Regions from separate parts of the Homo sapiens genome. Here region 1 is linked to region 2. A link is an interaction called in ENCODE POLR2A ChIA-PET data of the cell type or tissue named here. Cell type or tissue: CD4-positive, alpha-beta T cell. All regions are shown on one strand.

What was found. ChIA-PET counts read pairs that join two places held together with the same protein. Peaks named below come from ENCODE experiments on the same cell type or tissue, not always from the same donor. Only the 100,000 strongest peaks of a DNase experiment are listed, where the experiment ranks them.
Region 1: POLR2A ChIA-PET joins it to region 2 with 10 read pairs; 6 of 35 experiments call an interaction of 5 or more read pairs at or near these places.

The regions. Positions count from the first base shown.
Region 1 is chr6:107,706,540-107,714,539 of GRCh38, forward strand. It overlaps SCML4 (Scm polycomb group protein like 4), which reads right to left. Exons shown (of 8, transcript NM_198081.5): 7 at 1,327-1,472. Among named protein-coding and RNA genes, the nearest start is that of SCML4, 110 kb to the right of the region's middle. RefSeq lists a silencer at 6,861-6,970. In CD4-positive, alpha-beta T cell, no CTCF peak of the experiment used is centred here; DNase peaks (open chromatin) are centred at 3,002, 6,302, 6,569 and 6,882; H3K4me3 peaks cover 304 bases; H3K27ac peaks cover 424 bases.
Region 2 is chr6:107,843,794-107,851,793 of GRCh38, forward strand. It overlaps a transcript of SCML4 not described here. Among named protein-coding and RNA genes, the nearest start is that of SCML4, 23 kb to the left of the region's middle. RefSeq lists silencers at 4,392-4,686, 4,458-4,557. In CD4-positive, alpha-beta T cell, a CTCF peak has its summit at 4,607 (motif pointing left); a DNase peak (open chromatin) is centred at 4,628; H3K4me3 peaks cover 1,118 bases.

The sequences.
Region 1 (8,000 bases), 140 kb before region 2:
TCCTTCCCCTCCATGCACGACGTCTGGATTCTAGTCCCCAAACCTGTGAATGTCAAGTTACACGGTGAAGGGGAATTAAGGTTGCAGATGGGATTAAGCTTGCTAATCAGCTGACTTTAAAGTAGGGAGATTATCCCGGATTATGGGGCCAGGTGGGTGGGGGGAGTGGCGGCTGTGTAATCACAAAGCTCCTTAAACGTGGAAGAGGACATCAGCAGTGAGAACCAGGGATGGCAGCCCGAGCAGCCGAACAGGCCTCAGCTTGATGTTACAGGCTTTAAAGATGATGGCAGGGGGACAGGAGCCAAGGACTGATGGTGGATCTAGAAGCCAGAAAAGACAACCAAGCGGATTCTCCCTAGAACCTCCAGAAGGAAAGGCAGCCTTGCTGGCTGAGCCCACTGAGACCCATGCCAGGCTCCTGATCCCCAGAGTGGTAAGACAGAGAATGTATATTGTGTGAGGCAACTACGTTGGTGGTAATCTGTTACAGCACAATATAAAATGAGTACAGTGCCATGCGCGGTGGCTCACACCTGTCATCCCAGCACTTTGGGATGAGACCAGCCTGGCCAACATGGTGAAACCCAGTCTCTACTAAAAATATAAAAATTAGCTGGGCGTGGTGGTGGGTGCCTGTAATCCCAGCTGCTCGGGTGGGCTGAGGCACAAGAATTGCTTGAACTGGGAAGGCAGAGGCTGCAGTGAGCCGAGATTGAGATCGCACTACTGCATTCCAGCCTGGGCGACAGAATGAGACTCCGTCTCAAACAAAAACAAACAAAAACAAAATGCATATAGTAAGCCTGGCAGGTAAATTATTGATTCTTATCTTTAAAAAAATTACCATCTCTATATTTTAGCATATCTCAAAATCATTATAATGCTATCTGCTCAGTGAAGGCTATCCGAGTCAGGAACCGTGCTGAACACCTTTTGTGCATTTTCTTATTTAATCCTCGAAGTGGTTTAGGAACAGGTGCTACTGCGGTTTGCCTGGCATGTCGTTGGTGTGCTGTGAATGTTTGTTGCATTCACAGACGGCTGGATGGGCAGGAAACAGGCACTCCTGACGAAGGCCAACATGAGAGAAGAGATAGGGCAAATATTCCTTTAAAAACAAATTAAGTGGTCACTCTGCTCTGAGGAGCCTGTGGTTGTACCTGTCCCTCTCATCTCTGGCTCCCTTGAGGGTGCCCCTAGGGCTTAGTTTAGAGCACCCCTCCACCACCTCCCCTGGCAGCATCCCGCAGCTCCCTGGACCTCACTCTCCTTCTGTGCCTGCTCCCTCAATCCCCCCCAAGGTCAAACCCACCACTCGCATACGTGCTTTCTGAAGAGCTCCACGTGAGGCCCCAGAGCCTGTGGGTCGGCGTCCTTCACAAACCACACCACGTCCTCCACAGTCCAGGCGGAGGGGTTCCTGCTCCGTGGCCGCCTGGCATCCTGCGCATCCTGAGAAGGGCTTGAGGCTGGATGGGGCACAGAGAGGGAGACCATGAGCCAGTGGGACAGGGCCTTGCACCTACCTGGTGCTGCCTGCCCCCACCTAGCCTGGAAGGGGGATCCTCAGTGCCCATGAGTCCAAGGACCTGGCCCAAGTGACCTCCTGTCATAGGGAAAGGCTGTGAGTGGCAGCTCTATCAGCAGCCCAGAGTGCAGAAGGCCACTCCTAGATATATTACCCTCCCCATGTATGCCAAAGCTCTCTGCTCTCCCAGGAGAGGAAGCACTAGACAGTGGATTCCCTTCAACAGGCTGGAATTCCCACCCTCGTTGGAGTTTTCAAGACTCTCCTGCTCAGTTCTTTCTCGGCAGGCCCAGGGCCTCCTGAGCCTGGGTACTTGGTGACCAGGGCAAGTGTGCTAAGATGAGTGCCCAAATGAGCCTCATCGCGTCAGTGAGGCCAGTGACTTGGGGTCCTTTCTGCCTCCATGGCCTTCACATTGAGAGGATAGAGGCATGGTAGAATTGAGGTGGCTTTTCGTTCTTCTCCACGGTATCTGCAGAATGCAAGTGTGCCTCAGCATCTTCAGAGCCATCCCTGGTCACACATGCAGAAAGAAGATGTCCCCTCACTCACTGCCCCAGGTACACATTGAGTCCTTGCACGGCCCTCTGGGGCTGTCAGAGCATTTGCCCGGGTCTCCCCCACTGCACTGTGAACTCCCTGACCGCAAAGGGCCTAACCTATATCTGGTCCATAGCTGCTTCCTGGGAAATGGTTGCATAGGGCATTTCCCATGCAGCAGGTGAAAAGGCTCAGGACAGTGAAGGAGGAAGACAGCAATGAGTTCAATGGCCGGCAATATTTAGGGTTGATTTTTTGTGTGTGTATGTCCCAAACTAATTCATCCTCTTTCCCTAGAGCCAGCTCCTCTTCCTATCTCCCCCATTTTAGGAACCTACCTCTTTGTCCTCCCCTTTTTGTGTTTCCCACATTTAATTATTCTGAAGCTCTTGGGAGAATGCCTCTGATGCTGATGCCCTTCCACCCCTGCTGCCCCAGCCCCAGAGCCTGCCACCTAACCCCCTGCCATGGGTTCCTAATGGGTATTTTTGGGCCATGTCCTTTTCTTCCTACTGCCTACAACTGCCACTGCCTCACATTCTCCCTAAGACCCATCTCCCAATGGGTCTCCCTTACCAACACACTGAGTCCTCATTCTACCTCAAGGTCAAGGGCTCTCTTGGTCTTAATAATATTTTTCCTTCTTAATGGAGGGGGAGAAGAGCTCTGGTGCCAGAGAGACCTAGGGACAGATCCTGGAGCTGCCCCTTGCTGGTGATTGGACCAGGATGTAGCTCATCATGTGTGAAATGGCAGTGCTTTCTACCTGGAGGGGCAGGTGTAAGGATGGAAATGGGATAGTGCCCTGCCCCGAGGCTGACCTATGTCAGGTGCTCCGCCAAGGGCGGGAGCCTCCCTACCTTCCCCACATCCCTGCTCTCCTGTGCACCACCTGTCTGTCTGGGTACACTTGTTGTGACCGACCGAATGTCTCCCCAGCTTCCTTCCTCTGCCTGTGGCTGGTGCTTTGACTTCAACCTAGAAGGCATTCACCCTCTCTCCTTCCCACTCATGTTCCACCTGATGCCTTCGTGAACAGAAATGTTCTGTGCTTCCTGCAGCCTGCATGTCACCTTCCTACCCCTTTATTTTATTGTATTTTATTTATTTATTTTTCGAGACAGAGTTTCACTCTTGTTGCGCAGGCTGGAGTGCAGTGGCCTGATTTCTGCTCACTACAACCTCCACCTTCCGGGTTCAAGTGATTCTCCTGCCTCAGCCTTCCAAGTATCTGAGATTACAGGCGCCCACCATCACGCCCAGCTAATTCCTGTATTTTAGTAGAGATGGGGTTTCACCATGTTGGTCAGGCTGGTTGGGAACTCCTGACCTCAGGTGATCCACCCATCTTGGCCTCCCAAAGTGCTGGGTTTACAGGTATGAGCCACAGCACCCGGCTTCCTACCCCTTTATTCCTACATCTTTATTTGTTCATCTATCTCTTAAGGTGCTTTCACATTCCACTTTGTAGTACAATTATTTATGAACTTCTCTATAACCTCTAGTTAGATTTTTATTTCCTAAGGATGAGAGCTAAGTTTGAGAGCTCTTCCTTGTCTCTCATCCAAGATATAATCACCAAGAGCTATAAAGAGGTTTTGGATAACAAAAGCTTCCTGACTTGGGCATTTAACAAGACACACTGTAGAATTCCCAGCCACAACTAGGTCCAAGATTCAGAATCAAGAAACGAAGTCAATCTGATATTGCTATTACAACCCAAATGCCTCCTGTGGTTGGATTTTTATTTGATAGGGCCTGGCATTGGGTGAGGGATGGAGACAATTTAGCTAGAAAAAGAAGAATGAGAACAGCATTGTATGTGAGGAGGTGAAGCGGACAAAAGCATGGCAAGAGCTGATTAATTAAAGAGTTTGTGTAGGGGCCAGACGCAGTGGCTCACACCTGTAATCCCAGCACTTTGGGAGGCAGAGGTGGGCGGATCATCTGAGGTCAGGAGTTCAAGACCAGCCCAGTCAATATGGTGAAACCCCGTCCCTACTAAAAATACAAAAATTAGCTGGGTGTGGCGGCACATGCCTGTAATCCCAGCTACTCGGGAGGCTGAGGCTCGAGAATCGCTTGAACCTGGGAGGTGGAGGTTGCATTGAGCCGAGATCATGCCTCCCACTCACTCTATAAAACACCTCGTTGAGCTGTTGCAAGAATTAAATGGCATAATGTTGTAAAGCATTAAACAGGATTACTCATTAGGTAGTTGCTGTTCTTCTTATTATGATGATGTCATTCCATAAATGGCCAGTAGATTTGTTTTCCTAAATCCCAGGGCCACCAGCTCACTCCCCTGTTCAGAAATGTCTGGTTTACAGTTACTACAGAGCAAAGTCCCATCTGCTTGAAATGGATCCCAAACCTCCCAGCATGGTTTCCCTGGTGTCCCTGCACAAACTCTTTTTTTTTTTTTGAGATGAAGTCCCGCTTTGTCACCCAGGCTGCAGTGCAGTGGCATGATCTTGTTCACAGCTCTGTCCTCAGATGTGAGAAGAGCCCCTGGCACACTGTGCCCAGGAAGTCTCTGCTGGCTAGGACCAACCAAAACCTGAGTCTTAACTGCCTGCTCTATAAAAACAAACATTGATTGAGCACCTTTTCTGTACCAGGTGCTAGGTGAAGCGTTTGGTGAAAAATACAAATGTGATCCTCTCATGACAGGGGTTATAATCATTGACTCCTCCATGGCTCAGAGTACATATACAGTCATGCACCGCCTAAGGACGGTGGTCCCATAAGATGATAATGATTCTAGTTCCTATCGCCTAGTGATTTGTGTTGCAATTTTCTCCAGTATTCAGTACAGTAACATGCTGTACAGGTTTGTAGCCTAAAAGCAATAGGCTGTACCACACCGCCTAGGTGTGTAGTAGACTATACCATCTAGGTTTGTGCAAGTACAACCTATGATTTTCACACAACATTGAAATGACCTAAGGATGCATTTCCCAGAATGTATCCCATTGAGTGATGCATGACTGTGTTTATAAATAGGACTTGATAAATGTGAGATGAATCAATATACTCTGCAGACACAGTCTCGGTAACTTATACAAAAGCCTGTGTGTGTAATCTTTACTTCTATTTTAAGGCTAGAAAAAAGACAAGGCTCTGAACAATGAAGCGGCTTTCCTACAGAAGAATTCTAGTTAGAAGTTGAGAAGCCTTCACTTTATTTCCCTTCTTTAGATCTCGGGGCACAGTGGCTTTCTGCTGTCTCTGTCTCCTTCCTCCTTTTAATGTGCCTGAGACGTGCATGCTGCTCCATTAGCACTGAGGAGAATACAGCATCACATTTCTGCGTCTGTCCTAAACACATAATGGTTTGGCTGAGAATTGGATTGACTTTGAGATCTTCCCTGCCTCTTCCTTGTGGGACCTGGAAGGGTCCCATAAGGTGGTTTGGCACGGGGCATTTTTCTGGGAATCTGTTAATGCACCCTGGAGCCATCTGAATGCCGATCCACACTTATTAAAGATGATTTCACTCCATTTAAAGACATCTGCACTCAACATGGGGACGAGGAATCACGGAAATCACATTGCCTTTGGATCCTGCCCCATCAGAACATTGGCGTTAATCAGGGTGAAAATAGATGCTCTGATTACAAAGGCTGGAAGTCTTTAGTGCCAAGAATAATTTTAGAGTGATCAGAGCAGAGGTCAAATCTAATTTCCTGCATTTGACAGGAAGGGGGGAAAACCCAGACCAATTAACAGCATCATTCACAGGAACCTAGAGTCCTTTGAGCTAGGTCAGGGAAACACTTTCCCTTCAACTACAGTGTTGAAGGGCTGAGCCAGGTGGCTGGTTTGTCTTTAAGGAGGAGGCTCTCAGGACGATTGCTGTGGAGGGAAAGAGATAACTGAGATGGCAAAGTGGGCTCTGTTCCTGGTACCTAGGGCTTGCTGTGGGCACTTTTCACTTTTCCAGGATGGAGCAGAGGCAGCAGGGGCCTGGCTCGGGCGTGTTTCTTAGGGGGCCTTTTAGTCATACAAGACAGAGGGCAGCAGGCAGCCTAAGTCACACCTCGGGAGCTGCTCCTGATCCAAAGCACATAGATTCGCTTTAGAAAGGAAGAAAAATGGAGCTTTCCAGTGGCAGGTTTGCAGAGCCTCACAGTGGTCTGTGCTCACAAAAATAATAAATACACTAGCCACTCCCTCTCCAGCTGCAGCGAAGGTGTCAGGAAGACAGATGGGTGGAGCCTGGTGCAGCTGCAGCAGGCAGATGTGATAGATCAACAGTAAGACATGATGGATGTGGAAAAGTCTTGCTCCTAAGCAGACAGAGCATGCCAAGAAGCACTGGCCAGACACCTTTGTGAGCAGGCAGAGTTCTCCAATGAGGACATCGTGCTTGGTCTTGTCATTCCCTGCCAGAGGCATGTGAAAAGTGAAACCTAGTTATGAATGGATTAAATATGCTTGTTTCTAAAGCTGAACTCACATTTACCAGAGCTAGGATGACTATGAGTCAGTGTTTCAAAGCAATCCTGATTCTCACAGCACAGGTACTTGCACACTCTCTGTGAATCTCCCTCTGCCTTACACATGCCCATGAGCACATCCATACGTACATAATTTCCTTTCACTCATTCATAATTCAGGAGAAACTCTTTAGCTAACAACAGAGTCATGTGGAGGAGCGGAATTAGCAGTGAGCTGGGAGTCAGAAACCCCTGCCACCCACCAGCCATGTGATCGACTCTCTGCTTCTCTGTTGTAAAATAAAAGGGCTTGATCTCTAAGCCCCTGCCAGCCCCTTATGACACTGTGTAACCCCTCCCACCTCAGGCTGTTCCCACTAAGGGAGTCACTTCCTCCCACAGCTGAAGGCTGCATCAGTGTGTCCACATGCAAAACACACCGAGTGCAGCCACAGCCAGGCTTCCCGTCCCTCCTGGGCTCTGATCATTCTCTACGGACCTCATTGTCTTCATCTATAAATTGTGAATATTATTTGCTGCTTCTTAAGAATATTTTAAGAATCAAGAGAATGTGTCTCAGGGCTGGAGCCTGACCATAAGAATCTTAAAGACAGGAAGGTCATTGTCTCCGACAGGGACCCCTGTGTCCTCAGGCTGCCTGTGAGCTGCCCAGGCCCTCTTGGTTTCTGGCACCTGGAACTGGGTTGGGAGGACCGGGGCTGGCAAGGGGAAGGGGAGGGAGATCTGTTCTCAGCATCTCCAAGTGACCTGCTCCCACTAGATGCATCCTTTCTAGATACAATGCCATATCAAATGTGTGACATGCCCAGATTAGCCCACGATTATGGCAAAATCACATGGCTTGAAACAGTGCTGTTTTTCATTATTTCTATCTGTTGCCCAGGCTGGAGTGCAGTGGGGTGATCTCGGCTCACTGCAACCTCCGCCTCCCAGGTTCAAGTGATTCTCCTGCCTCAGCCTCCCGAGTAGCTGGGATTATAGGCAAGCATCACTCACTCTATCCAGAGTTTTCAAGATGCCATGTGGTGAGAGAGATGAGAGGGAAGAGAGCCCACTCAATCCTTAGAGTTTAATCAGATTTTTCTTTTCAATTATTTGAGACCAGCTGGCCTGCCTGTGTGAGGAGAGAGCATGTCTCTAGAAACAAGGAGAGACCATGGGCTTGAAGTCAAGCTGAGCTGAGCGAGATTCCTTCTTGGCCACCAGAAGACACTGTGACCTCCTAGCAAGCACTGTTACCTCTGCTGGGAAGCCTCCAGCCATCCCTCCTCCCTACTGACCCTCCCTGGTTGTCTTTCCTCCTGCTTATTCCAGCCAGCTCCACTGCCCCTTCTCTGGGAAGCCTTTCCAGACTCCGAAGGGTAGGCTCAGCCACTCCCTCCCCATCTGATTCTCCCACAGCATCCACACTTCTCCCTGACAGCAATCATCACAATTGTAATGAAATTAGTGTAATAATTTGTTGA
Region 2 (8,000 bases):
GGGACTTTGCCACACACTGGTGTTCACAGAATTAGGGAGACCCTAATAAAGAGATGGGAAGGTTGGCCAGTGCTGCTGGCAATGTACTGTTAGCCAGCTTTGGGAAAATGCACTGTGCTTTCTCCACCACTGAGAGGAAGAGAGAGAGAGAGAGAGAGAGAAGCAAAACAAAGCAAAAACAATGGGGAAATGTTTTTAAAGTTTAAAGGCAAAGAGAAAAATAATGATGGCAGATTGGGTGGGAGAAATCATCAAGGATACAGTATGAAAAGACAGAACAAAATGAGTATGTGCTTGCAAAAGAAAAGCTAGATGCTAGACAGAGGAGAATTTAAAAATAAAATGTAAACCATGCAACAAAGCTATTAAATGATGGGAAACAGACATGAATTTGTGTAAGGAAGAGAAAGGGAGACGATGAGTCTGACAGCAAGAAAACTCGATGGGATATTTGTTGTGGAGGGAGAGTGCCAAGGACGGAAGGCAGAAAAAAGGGCGCTGGTCCTCAAGTACAGAAGTAGAATGGTCTTCTATCACAATCTCTTTTTACCTTAAATGTATTAAGAAAAAATTACTAATGAGCTCACAATGTATCAAGAAGTCAATGATTCAAATCATCTGCCACTGGGCACAGTGACTTATGCCTGTAATCCCAACACGCTGGAAGGCCGAGGCTGGAGGATCACTTGAGGCCAGGAGTTGGAGATCAGCCTAGGCAACAGAATGAGATCCTGTCTCTACATAATATTTTTAAAATTTGCTGAACGTGGTAGCACAGGCCTGTAGTCCCAGCTACTTGGGAGGCTGAGGCAGGAGGATCACTTGAGGCCAAGAGTTCGAGGTCACAGTGAGCCTATAGTCCCAGTGGGGAAGGGGTACAGCTTTCCCTCACTGCAGTCAATTCTCCACCTCATTTGTCCTCATATCAAATTCTGTACCTCTAACACTCATTATATATTTTAGGGAGACTAAGAAATCATATCCCTGGCTGGGCATGGTGGCTCACACCTGTAATCCCAACACTTTGGGAGGCCAAGCTGAGAGGATTGCTTGAGGCCAGGAGCTGGAGACCAGCCTAGGCAATATAGTAAGACTACGACTCAACAACAACAACAAAATGTTTAATTTTAAATATGTATATTAAAAAAAAAAAAAAAAAAGGCCTGGCATGGTGGCTCACACCTGTAACCCCAGCATTTTGGGAGGCTGAGGCAGGCAGATCATTTGAGGTCAGGAGTTCAAGACCAGCCTGGCTAACATGGTGAAACCCCATCTCTATTAAAAGTACAAAAAATTAGCCGGGCATGTGGCACACGCCTATAATCCCAGCTACTTGGGAAGCTGAGGCAGGAGAATCGCTTGAACCCAGGAGGCAGAGGTTGCAATGAGCCAAGAATGCACCACTGCACTCCAGCCCGGGCGACAGAGCTAGAAAACAAAAAAAAAATCTCATCCCCAACATAGTAACACAAAGGAGTTCACATCAGCAAAAAGGATCATCTGAAATTAGGCTTAGAGGTCAAACAGTCTGTCCTAATGCAGTGGGACCCAGAGGCCCCGACCACCAGTTAACATCACTGGAGCCTAGAGACGCTCCGGGGCCCGGCACTAGGAGGAGATGGCATCTACTGTTAGCTTGTTTTCACCTTGGCCTTAGCAGCTACTGGAAAGGTGACGGTTCTCCGGAAATTACAGAATGATTGCCTGGATTCTTTTTTCTTTTCAAACGAATGGAGGAAAAGGGATTTTCTCACTTGCTTGAGAGATTTCCTGTTACTAATTAGAACATTACAATCTTAAGAGGATGATAGGTGACCCAAGTCTGAATTTGAAACTCTTCAGGGACAACGCTCCTTCAGAAAGGAATGGGCAAGGGTGTTCTTTGGAATCCTCAGATTTCAATTGTGTATGACAGAACACAGGGTTACATTAGGGTTTTATGAGCAAGAGGATACAGTGTGGAGACACAGGGCTTTATGAGACCCAAATTACTATGAACATTTACTACACGTGGTATTACATTTTTACCTCGTATCTTCCAGATGCTGGGCCCTTGTTTCTTTCCTCGACAAATGCCTGGCTCCCCATTGAACTCAGGTGCCACACGTGTTGGGCAAATCTGTGGGGAATGTTCCAGTGAAGGTCCTGTCCCCACCTGCAGTGACAGGAGACAAGTGGGCCTCTGATGTGGGGAGAGAAGGGCGCTCCCTGAGTGAGCCTCCTGCCAGCAGCCCGGAGCCGGCCTCAGACTCCACTCTCCCAGGAGGCCAGCACTCCCCAAGTTCTAGGACCTTCCTGGCCAAAGCCTTAGCCTAGCAGCCTGTCCACTGAGGAACTGACTGGATCCTGAAAAAGGTCCTTGTCAAGCACCAATGAACTCCTCCTCCATTCATCAGGGTTTCCTTGGTGTTAAGGGTTGAACTGTATCCACCCCAAAAAATATATGTTGGAATCCTAACACCTAGCACTTCAGAAAGTGACCTGATTTGGAAATAGGGTCTTTACAGAGGTAAACAAGTTAAAGGGAGATCATTAGGTGGGCTCCGATCCAGTGTGACTGGTGTCCTCATAAAAAGGACCAACTTGTCACAGAGATGGGCACGCATAGAGGGAAGAGGAAGTGCAAAGACACAGGGAGACGAGAACCATCCCAGAGCCAAGAAGAGTCTGGAACAGATCCTTCCCTCACCAGCCTCAGACCGAGCCAACCCTGCTGACACCTTGAGTGTGGACTTCTGCCTCCAGAACAGTGAGACAATCAAGCTCTGTTGTCCAAGCCCCCTTGATTGTGGCATTTGTTACATCAGCCCTAGCAGATGAATACACTTGGCCTCCTCTCCTCTGAGACCCAGGCAGGTCAGGGCCAAGGGGGAGCTCATCTGCATCTGAGCCACCCATCTTTGGAGTGAGGGCAATGAACTCAAGCAGGGCCAGGCAGTGTTATTAGGAATATTATAGGTGGCTGGGTTCCTTAGGATGGATTGAGACCCTTGGTCCAAAATCTAAATGTAATAGAAACATATTACATGTTTGTTGTGTGTGTGCATGTGTGTGTGTCCCATAGGATAGTGGGTGTGAAATGGTTACCCAGGAGTTAAGGTCCCCAGGAGGGTCTTGTCTTGAACAAGGTCTTGTTCAGGGTGGTGTACAGGTGGTACCTGTATCATGACGTCCCTATGTCTACCCCACAGAATCATTCCTATTCAGTGTGGACCCCCGTCAAAAAGTAAATCCCTGCCAAAAATAGCAAAATATACATTTGCCCATAAAGAGAAATTAATATAAATATATTCAGCTCCTCTGAAGAAAATTTTCTATAGACATGAAGGGCAGCAGCTTTAGCTACGTGCCATGACTTAAATGATCAGTCACTTCTTTTAAAAATCTGTTAAGAAAGCTAACTTTTTAAAAAAGTTGTGGGGTAGGGGGCAGGCATGGTGGCTCATGCCTGTAATTCCAGCACTTTGGGAGGCCCTGGTAGGAAGATTGCTTGAGCCCAGGAGTTCAAGACCAGCCTGGGCAACATAGTGAGACTCTGTCTCTAGAAAAAAAAATTAAAATTAGCTGGGCATGGTAATGCACACCTGTGGTCCCAGCTACTCCGGAGGCTGAAGTGGAAGGATTGCTTAAGCTGGGGAGGTAGAGGCTGCAGTGAGCTGTGTTGGTGCCACTGCACTCCAGCCTGGGTGACAGAGTGAGACCCTGTCTAAAAAAAATAAAAATAAAAAAAGTCACAGACAAGGTTGTACTTGATCTTACCTGAAACAAAACAGAGAGAAGTAGGATTTTTAAAAAGCTAGCTGGGTTTTTATAAATGGAATTATATAGATAGATTTTCAAAAGACCAAATAGAAATAAGTATCTTGCATAGTGAGGGCTTCCCACATGTTTTTATTTCTCCTCAAGCTTCCCCCTCCCTCCCTGCACCTAAATCCGTTCCCGGCTAGAGTTGCTAGAAGAAAAATACAGGACACCTAGTCAAATTTGCATTTCAAGAAAAACAAGGAAAGCTTTTTCAAAGTGTAAGTACATCCCAAATACTTCATGGGACATGTTTATACTAAAAATTCATTTGTTGTTTATCTGAAATGCAAATTTAACTGGGCATCTTTTTTGGGGTGTGCTGGATCTGGAGACCCTCTTTCTGCCAGAACGCACGGGCTGTGTGAGGGGCGTCCTACTGAGGGTCGGGCTTGATGGCCCGGGTCGGTTATATCTGTCCCCCGGCTAGGAGAGGCTCTGAGGCAATAACTGCAGCTGTTCCCCTCCCCCAGGACGGGGGTCGGGGGTCGGGCCTTGGGGAGCCCCCTTAGGAGGCAAGGCGCTAGAAACTAGAGAAGCGACAGGGACCCTTTTTTTGCGTCTGAGTCCAAGGAGAAACAGCTGGGTCTAAGGGAGACGGTCGGGACTCTGGGTCTGACTCAACGAATGCCGGAGGCCACCCTGAGCTCCAGAGTGGTGGAGTCCGGGACGTGGCTGCGAGGGGTCTGTGGGAGCCGGGGGCACGGCAGCGTCGCTCCAGCCCCACTGGCCGGCCCGGGACTCCAAGAAGAGGCAGCGGATCTCCCAGTCCCTGACCAGCCTGGCCGGGCCCCGGTCGGCCACCTCGCGCCCCCTGGTGGCCACAGAGGGAGAAGCCGCCCGCTCATTTCTCCTGCTGCCGCTGGAATCCGGACTCCGGGGGCTGAGCGCCTGGACCGGAAGGAGGAAGGGAACACGGCAGAGTCCTCGGGGGAGCTAGGGCTTCGTGGGGCAGGAAGAAGACAGTGGCCGTTTCCACCGAAGACACCACGTGCAGTGTCTTCACAGGCAAAGCAATCCCAGCTGTGAATCCCACGGAGCACCTACCTGCTCACCAAATTCTGGTGGCAGAACGAAGCCTCCGGTTGACGTCCCCAGGGGAGATCCCCCGTCGCTCCTGAGAACACCTTTGCCGACTCCCCTCTGCAGGCATTAGGCCATTGGGGAACTGAATGCTTTCCTGGCCCCACCAGTTAGCCACCTTGTGTGATACGGAAATCTCATCTTTTCAAATATAAGACTTGTCAAGCTGTAGGAAAAATACATGTGAACATCCTCCTCACTCAGCAGTAACATCCTCAGGCTCTTGCAGCTAACCCAAAATGAAAAGATCGAGGTCTGAAGACTTGGTTTACATTATTCACACAATGATTTCATCCTCTTTCCCCTTCCCTCAAGGCTGTGGGAATGTTCTCTAAGAGGTGGAAGAATCCAGACTCAGGTGTTCTGAGTGAAAATCAAGGGCAAGGGTTGTGCTTACGCCCCACGCGGCTCTTCCCCCACCCCGCCCGTCCCCCAGCAAGTTAAGGGCAGAGTGGTCAGAGCCAACGCTGTATTCAAGATGGCTAATTTTATTGGTCAGTTTGGCCAGACCAAGGTACCCAGATACTTGGTCAAACATTGATCTGGATGTTGCTGTGAATGTATTTTTCAGATAAGAATAACATTTAAGGTGGGGCCGAGGCAGGAGGATTACTTGAGTCCAGGAATTCAAGACCAGCCTGGGCAACATATGAGACTGTCTCCACAAAAAATTTTAAAAATTAGCCAGGCATGGTGGCTCCACCTGTGGTTCCAAACTATTAACTGCTTGAGCCCGGGAGGTCGAGGCTGCAGTGAGCCGAGATTACACCACTGCCAGCCTGGGCGACAGAGTGAAACCCAATCTTCAAAGAGAGAGAGAAAGAGACATTTAAACCAGTAGATTGGGTAAATTACCCTCCATAATGTGGGTGGGTCTCACCCAATCAGTTAAAGGTCCTTTCCTTTTAAGAAAGGAGAAAGCTCGACCTTCCTGAGGAAGAGGGAATTCCGCCTCCAGGAGGCCTTTGGTTTTGAGACTGCAGCATCAGTTCTTCCCTGGGTCTCCAGCTTGCTGATCTACCCTTGAGATTTAGGACTCAATCTCCACAATCACATGAGCCAGTGCCTTAAAAAATCAATCAATCTGTCTCTACTGATAGAAAGATCTATTATCTATCTATAGAGAGAGGGACATCTATATGTCTATATGGATAGATTATCCATCTAGAGAAATAGAGGGAGATTTATTAATAGGAGATATATATACATCCGTGTGTGTGTGTTTATCTGTCAATCTCCTGTCGGTTCGATTTATCTGGAGAGCCCTGACTGAAGGTCCTTAGGGCCTTGGCATCAGCTCAGCCCAGGACCATTCCCCTCACCCACTCCAGAGCATGGCTCTAGCAATCCCTATCTCCTGCCTTATCACCTTCCCTTTCCAGTGGGTGATTTCCTTCTGCAGAAAACAACTGTTGTTTCTCTCATTCTTGAAAATCTTGACCCCACTTCTCTTCCAGCTACTACTAGTTTTTGTTTTGTTTTTTGTCCTGTCTGCAACAAAATTCCTCTAAAAAGTCTGTACTTTCTCCAAGTTCTCTCCTCCAATTCTCTGTCATTTTATTGTGAAATATAGCACACACAGAGAAAAAGGGCAAAACCAGAAACATACAGTTTGATGATTTCTCCAAAACCCTTACAACCGCCAACCAGATCAAGAAATAGCACATTGGCAAGAGTTCAGAAGCCTTCCTCATGCCCCCTCCCAGTGTCCACCCCATCTGCCCCTAAGGGTAAACACCATCCTGACCTTCATGATAATCAGTTCCTTGATTTATTTTTTTTGTACCATCTAGGCATGCATCCCCAAACGCTGTACTTCATTGTTACCCATTTTTTGATCTTCAGATAATGAAATAACACAAGGAGTCATCTGTAAAATTTACCCATGTCAACATGTATAACTGCATTTCATTTGTTTTTGTTAAATTGTAGAATCTTTTTGTTGTTGTTGTTGCTGTTGTTGTTGTTTTGTTTTGAGACGGAGTCTCGCTCTGTCACCCAGGCTGGAGTGCAATGGCACGATCTTGGCTCACTGCAACCTCCGCCTCCCGGGTTCAAGCGATTTTTCCTGCCTCAGCCTCCCGAGTAGCTGGGACTACAGGCCCCCGCCACCAGGCCCGGCTAATTTTTGTATTTTTAGTAGAGATGGGGTTTCACCATGTTGGCCAGGCTGGTCTCGAACTCCTGACTTTGTGATCCACCCCCCACCCCCACCCCACCCCCTTGGCTTCCCAAAGTGCTGGGATTACAGGCATCAGCCACCATGCCCGGCCAGTACTTTGTGGAATCTTAATGCATTATTTATCCACTGCTGCATAATGTATTACCCCAAAACATAGCAGCTTTAGACTAACGTTTATTATTTCACATACGTTCTGAAAGTCAGGAATCTGAGAGTGGCTTAGCTGGGTGCTCTGGCCCAGGGTCCTCTCATGCAGTTGCAGCAAAGCTGCTGCCTGAGGCTGTCGTCTCTGAAGACTTAACTGGGGCTAAAGGAGCCTCTTCCAAACTCACTCCCAAGCCTGTTGACAGACTTGGGTTCCTCACTACTTGGGCCTCTCCATAGGGCTGCTCATGACATAGATTCCCCAGAGCAAATAAGCCAAGAGACAGAGTGTGAGTGACAGAGCTCCCAAGATGGAAGCTGTAATGTCACGTTGCCTGTCACGTGGCACAGCATCACTGCTGCCCACAAGCCACTGGTCACGTAGGAGAACCCTGGCCCACATGGGAGGGAACCACATGAAGATGTGAGCACCAGGAGGCAGGAATCATCTGAAAGGCTGCCTACCACAACCCTTGGATAAACACAGAAAAATGTACCCATTCTTTTAGTGGTAAACATTTAGGCTGTTTCTAGTTTAGGGCTATTGTGATAGAGCTTCTGTGAACATTCTTGTTCATGTCTATTGGTGCATACGTGCACGCATTTCTTTCGGGTAAATATCTAGAAGTGTAACTAACGGCAAACTGTTTTACAAAGTGATCCACAAATGTACACACCCTCCAGGAATATATGAGATTTCCAGTTGTTACATGTTCTCAATTCCACTTGATATGGTCCATCCCTTTAACTTCAGCCATTCTGGTGAGCTTGAATTAATAGCTCATCGTGG